Linked DNA regions of Mus musculus: region 2 is linked to region 1. Evidence: chromatin loops called from intact Hi-C (ENCODE). Cell type or tissue: gastrocnemius. All regions are shown on one strand. Links, peaks and the distances in the headings refer to the core of each region. The heading gives the core; the rest is flanking DNA.

The links. Peaks named below come from ENCODE experiments on the same cell type or tissue, not always from the same donor. Only the 100,000 strongest peaks of a DNase experiment are listed, where the experiment ranks them.
Region 2: it touches region 1 in a loop (18-fold over the local background); 6 of 42 quality-filtered maps call a loop at or near these places.

Annotation. Positions count from the first base shown.
Region 1 is chr13:61,567,245-61,570,176 of GRCm38, reverse strand. It overlaps Cts3 (cathepsin 3), which reads left to right and starts at 50. Exons shown (of 8, transcript NM_054092.2): 1 at 50-139; 2 at 1,355-1,482; 3 at 1,758-1,880; 4 at 1,976-2,122; 5 at 2,556-2,771. The coding sequence starts at 1,357. In gastrocnemius, for the core only: no CTCF peak of the experiment used is centred there; no DNase peak of the experiment used is centred there.
Region 2 is chr13:61,489,821-61,492,752 of GRCm38, reverse strand. It overlaps the pseudogene Ctsm-ps2. Among named protein-coding and RNA genes, the nearest start is that of Ctsm, 51 kb to the left of the region's middle. In gastrocnemius, for the core only: no CTCF peak of the experiment used is centred there; no DNase peak of the experiment used is centred there.

The DNA of each region.
Region 1 (2,932 bases), core at 238-2,737:
CAGAGACTTGCAATTTAAAGGCTTTATAAAGAGTTGTTGGCCCAGGTCTGGGGAATTAAGTAACCTTTGGAAAGATTGCAGTGGACCAGGGAAGCAACAGTCACCACAGGTGGCATCCTGCATCCACCAGAGTAGAAAAGTAAGTGTCCATGGGAGAAAGCCTTGAGAGACTCCGTAGATACTCAATCAGTGGCCCAGGAATGAGGATACTTTATTAATCTCAGTAGTTCTGTTTTGTGAAGGTAGACAAGGATGGGGAAGCTTGAGAGGAAACCTGACATCTCCTGGGTTCATGTTCCTATAGGTTCCTATTACATGAAAATCTGGAGAGGCTGACATCTGGTATCATATAGAGTAGGGACATGTTCATATCATCCTGAACCTACGAAGATAACTTTTTTGCATATTACCACTGGATTCAAACTACTTTTCATGGTTGGCATGAGCAGATATAGTATCAGGTGGTGTGTCTCTAGTCAAGAACCTTAGAGAGAATGTCTTAAAGTGGCTTTCTCTAGTACCTCCCCTTCACTGGTGCCTCTGTCTCACAAAGGCTTTTCTGTGTAACTCTTTCCTCACTGAGGCAATGTGTGTTGTTCCAAAGACCCAAGGGTGGGTCTGATGGATTAGGAGCTGCAGAACTCCCCCACTTTTGTGAGTTAATGTTAAAAATAAGTCCATCTCTTTATGTATGTCAGGCAGGAATATGATGATGTGTGGCCCCAATTCGTGAGAAAATATTCTGCTATGTAAGAAAGGATTTGCTTTCTAACAAATCCTTGATTACCTATGTCACAAGTCCACAGTTTCATAAGTTTTGAAGTGTGTCATAATAAATTACTAGTAGATATGCAGTTCACATTCCTATGATTGTTGTCATGTGCTACATCTCTCTTCCTATGTACTATGTAACTAGGTATCTATATATCTATGTGTGTATGTATGTATGTATGTATGTATGTATGTATCTATCATCTATCTGTCTGTCTGTCTATTATCTATCTATCATCTGTATATACTCTATCATCTATATTTCATCTACATATCTACCATCTATCATCTATTTATTTACATATGTATCTCTCATATATTATATCTGGATTGAAGTTTCTCCTTTCTTCAGTTATTCCAGATGCTGTGCTTTTTTATGGACAAACTAAATGTCCTTCATTGAGCTTTTAGTCCAAACATATATTTAGCAACTTCAAAAACCTTTGGATAAATATTTGGAAGAATGGATCAAATAATTTTATCTGCCATGGATGTTTTTGTTTCTCAGGGAGGAGTAAGAAGGCATTCTAGAAGTGTTGGTGCAGTCACACCTTCATTTCTCTTCCCTTTCTATATTCTTGAGATATGACTCCTGCTGTCTTCCTGGCCATCTTGTGGTTGGTAATGGCCTCATCATCACCATCACCTGATCCCATTTTGGATGCTGAATGGCAGAAGTGGAAAATAAAATATGGAAAAACATACAGTCTGGTTGGTATTTTTTGAACTGTTCAGAGGGAACCCAGAGAGTTTGCTGTTGGGGGTTATGAGCATAATAGAGGTCATAGAAACTGCCTTTTTCTGAAGAATTACATGAACTCACATAAGCATAGGGTGGTCAGGATCTCTGTTCCTAGACATGTTTCAAATTGTTTGCTTCAGTGTCTTGATAACTGTCTCTCTGGCTTTTCTTCACCTATTGCATCAAGTTCTTGGTCAGCTTCTGCAGTGGTTAAAAACAAGTCATCAATTATTTCTATTTCTAGGAGGAAGAAGGACAGAAGAGAGCAGTATGGGAAGAAAATATGAAAAAGATCAAACTGCACAATGGGGAGAATGGCCTGGGGAAGCATGGTTTCACCATGGAAATGAATGCCTTTGGTGACATGGTGACTGTGACACATATAGCATCACAATGTTGTTTTCTCTTCAATTCATTTGTGTCTTTTGCTTTTTAATGATTTATGTATTTTTCCCCTTAAAGACACTTGAAGAATTCAGGAAAGAGATGATTGAAATCCCAGTCCCAACTGTCAAGAAAGGGAAAAGTGTCCAGAAACGTCTGTCTGTTAACCTGCCCAAGTTTATAAACTGGAAAAAGAGAGGCTATGTTACTCCTGTGCGGACACAGGTATGGCTATGTCACGTGCCCATCTTAGTCAGCCACTGAGGAAATTGTGAAGGGGCACGTCTGTGTGTTGAGTGAGTTCAATTATGAAATTTTTATTCTTCTTGTGTATTTATACAAGGCATATAGATCATTTCCATGCACAATTACCTTATTATTGCATCTCCACATAGTATCTACCATCATATTTAGACTTCATGTCATCTTTCATTACTATTTATACTCTGCCCTTATATACATGTATCTTAATGATCAGTGTTTGTCCGGAAAACAAAACAAAACAAAAAACAACAGCATTCAAGTCTCCAAGGAAGACTAACCTTCTCTTGACATACTTCTGTCAGCTGCAAGTAGTTAATTTTCTGACACAGTATTCAGCTTTCTCATTTGGAGTTGCTATTTGTTTGTGAAAGATTATCTCTTGTTCTCTGCTTAGATTGCATGTAATTCTTGTTGGGCTATTTCTGTTACTGGTGCCATAGAAGGACAGATGTTCCGGAAAACAGGCCAACTGATCCCTCTGAGTGTACAGAACCTAGTGGACTGTGTTGACGGAAGTGGCTGTCATGCAGGCAGTGTGTTAGATTCTTTTAAGTATTTGATGGAAAAGGGAGGTCTAGAGTCTGAGGCAACCTATCCATATGAAGACAAGGTAAGTGGATTTTTTTTTATGTTATTGTTATCGTAGTACTGTCTTTGAAGCAATGCCTATTGATATGGTTTCCATGTAGCTCATCCTACTTCTACAAACATGGAGAATATGTAAAACCTTTATATGAATATACATTTCTCCACTATGAAAATTTCTTATTG
Region 2 (2,932 bases), core at 192-2,691, 77 kb after region 1:
ATTCCTATGAAAGCCATGCCTGTTATACCTTAGAGTCATGAAAAAGTCATTCCCAGGCTTGTGTCCTCATAGGATCTCATCCAATTTGTAGATTGAACAGGAAATATGGTACTGGTATACGAAGAAAGCCATGTTTTCCTTGCACAACTCATCAAGCAAAATGTCACATATGAAGTGATTACCAGTGGAAAGGCTAACTATCCGGCCCACAGCCATCCCTTAAGGACAAGTGAGATAAGATCTAGTTAGAGCCTATAGGTCTGCAGCCTAAAGGCTAATCACATAACTATACAGGAAATCAGAAGAAGGCCAAGGTTGAAGGGTTGGACTGACTAGCCAGAGACGTGGGATTTAAAGCTTTAATAAAGTGTTGTTGGCCTAGATCTCGGGAATTCAGTAGCCTTCAGAAAGCTGTGCAGTGGACTGAGGCAGCAGCAGTCACAACAGGTGGCATCCTGTATCCACCAGAGCAGAAAAGTAAGTGTCCATGGGAGAGATCCATGAGAGAGTCCATGGATACTCAATCAGCAGCCCAGGAATGAGACTATTTTCTTAACCTCAGTGTCCCTGCTTTCTGAAGGTAGAGAAAGGTGGGGAAGCTTGAAAGGAAACCCAACATCTTCTGTGTTCAGGTTTGTATAGGTTCTAATCACATGAAAGTCTGGTTCAGTCTGGAGAGACTGACCTCTGGTCATAGAGTAGGGACATGTTCATCTCATCCTGAGCTTACAGAGATAATTTTCTTGCATATCATCACTGGATAAAAAGCTGCTTTTCAAGGTTGGCATGAGCAGATATAGTATCAGGTGGTGTGTCTCTAGTCAAGAACCTAAGAGAGAATGTCTTAAAATGGCTTTCTCTAGTACCTCCCCTTCACTGGTGCCTCTATCTCACTGAGGTAATGTGTTTTGTTCCAAAGACCTAAGGTTGGGACTGATGGATTAGGAGCTGCAGAACTCCCCCACTTTTGTGAGGAGGTGTCAAGAGTTAAAGTTCAAAATAAGCCCATCTGTTCATGTATGACAGGCAGGAATATGATGATATTGTGTGGCCCCAATTCATGAGGAAATCTTATGCTATTTAGAGAAGCTTTGCTGTATAAAAAATCCTAGGTTACCTATGTCACAAGTCCATAGGTTTATAGATTTTGAACTTATAAATTTATCTTGATAAATTTCTAGTAGATATGCAGTTCACATTCCTAGAATTGTTTTCATGTGCTGCATCTCCCTCCCTCCCTCCCTCCCTCCCTCCCTCCCTCCCTCCCTCCCTCCCTCCCTCCCTCCCTCCCTCCCACTCTCCCTCCGACTCTCCCTCCCTCTCACCCTCTCTCTCTCTTATCTACCATGTCTTCCTATATACCTATCCATCCATCTGTTATCTATCTATTTATCTATCTATCTATCTATCTATCTATCTATCTATCTATCTATCTATCATCTATCTATCTATCTATCTATCTATCTATCTATCTATCATCTATCTATCTATCTATCTATCTATCTATCTATCTATCTATCATCTATCTATCTATCTATCTATCTATCTATCTATCTATCTATCTATTTCTATTTATATATCTATTAACTACCATATCTATCTTTCCACAAATCTATCCTCTATCTATCTATCTATCATCTATCTATCTATCTATCTATCTATCTATCTATCTATCTATCTATCTGTCTATTCATCCATCCATTATTTATCTATTATCTGTCTGTCTGTCTGTCTGTCTGTCTATCTATCTATCTATCTATCTATCTATCTATCTATCTATCTAATCACCTATCCCTCTCTGTCATCTATTTGTCCATCTATACATCTGTCTATTATCTATCTATCTATCTATCTATCTATCTATCTATCTATCTATCAATCATCTATCATCTATTATCGATCTGTCTGTATCTATCCATTGATCTATCTATCTACACATCCATCCAGTATCTATCTATCTATCTATCTATCTATCTATCTATCTATCTATCTATCTATCTATCGAATCATCTATACCTCTCTGTCATCTATTTGTCCATCTATACATCTGTCTATTATCTATCTATCTATCTATCTATCTATCTATCTATCTATCTATCATCTATTTATGTATGCATTTATCTCTCATATATTACATATGGATCAAATTTTCTCCTTTCTCTAATTCTACCAGGTGCTTGGCTTTTTTATGGATAAAGTAAATTTCATTAATTGAGCCTTTAGTCCAAATATATGTTTAGTCATTTTCAAAATCTTTGTATAAATATTTGGAAGAATAGTTCAAATAATTTTAACTACCATGGATGTTATTCTTTCTCAGGAAGGAGTAAGAAGGTATTCTAGAAGTGTTGGTGCAGTCACACCTTTCTATATTCTTTCTTTATTTCTTTTATATTCTTTCTATATTTCTATATTCTTGAGATATGACTCCTGCTGTCTTCCTGACCATCTTGTGGTTGGTAATGGCCTCATCATCACCATCACCTGATCCCATTTTGGATGCTGAATGGCAGAAGTGGAAAATAAAACATGGAAAAACATACAGTCTGGTTGGTAATTTTGGAACTGTCCAGAGAGAACTCAGAGAGTTTGGTGACATGGTTTGCCTTTGGTGACATGGTGACTGTGACACATATAGCATCACAATGTTGTTTTCTCTTCAATTCATTCGTGTCTTTTGCTTTTCAATTATTTATGCATTTTTTTTCCTTAAAGACACTTGAAAAATTCAGGAAAGTGATGATTGAAATCCCAGTCCCAACTGTCAAGAAAGGGAAAAGTGTCCAGAAACGTCTGTCTGTTAACCTGCCCAAGTTTATAAACTGGAAAAAGAGAGGCTATGTTACTCCTGTGTGGACACAGGTATGGCTATATCACGTGCCCATCTTACTCAGCCACTGAGGAAATTGTGAAGGGGCATGTCTGTGTGTTG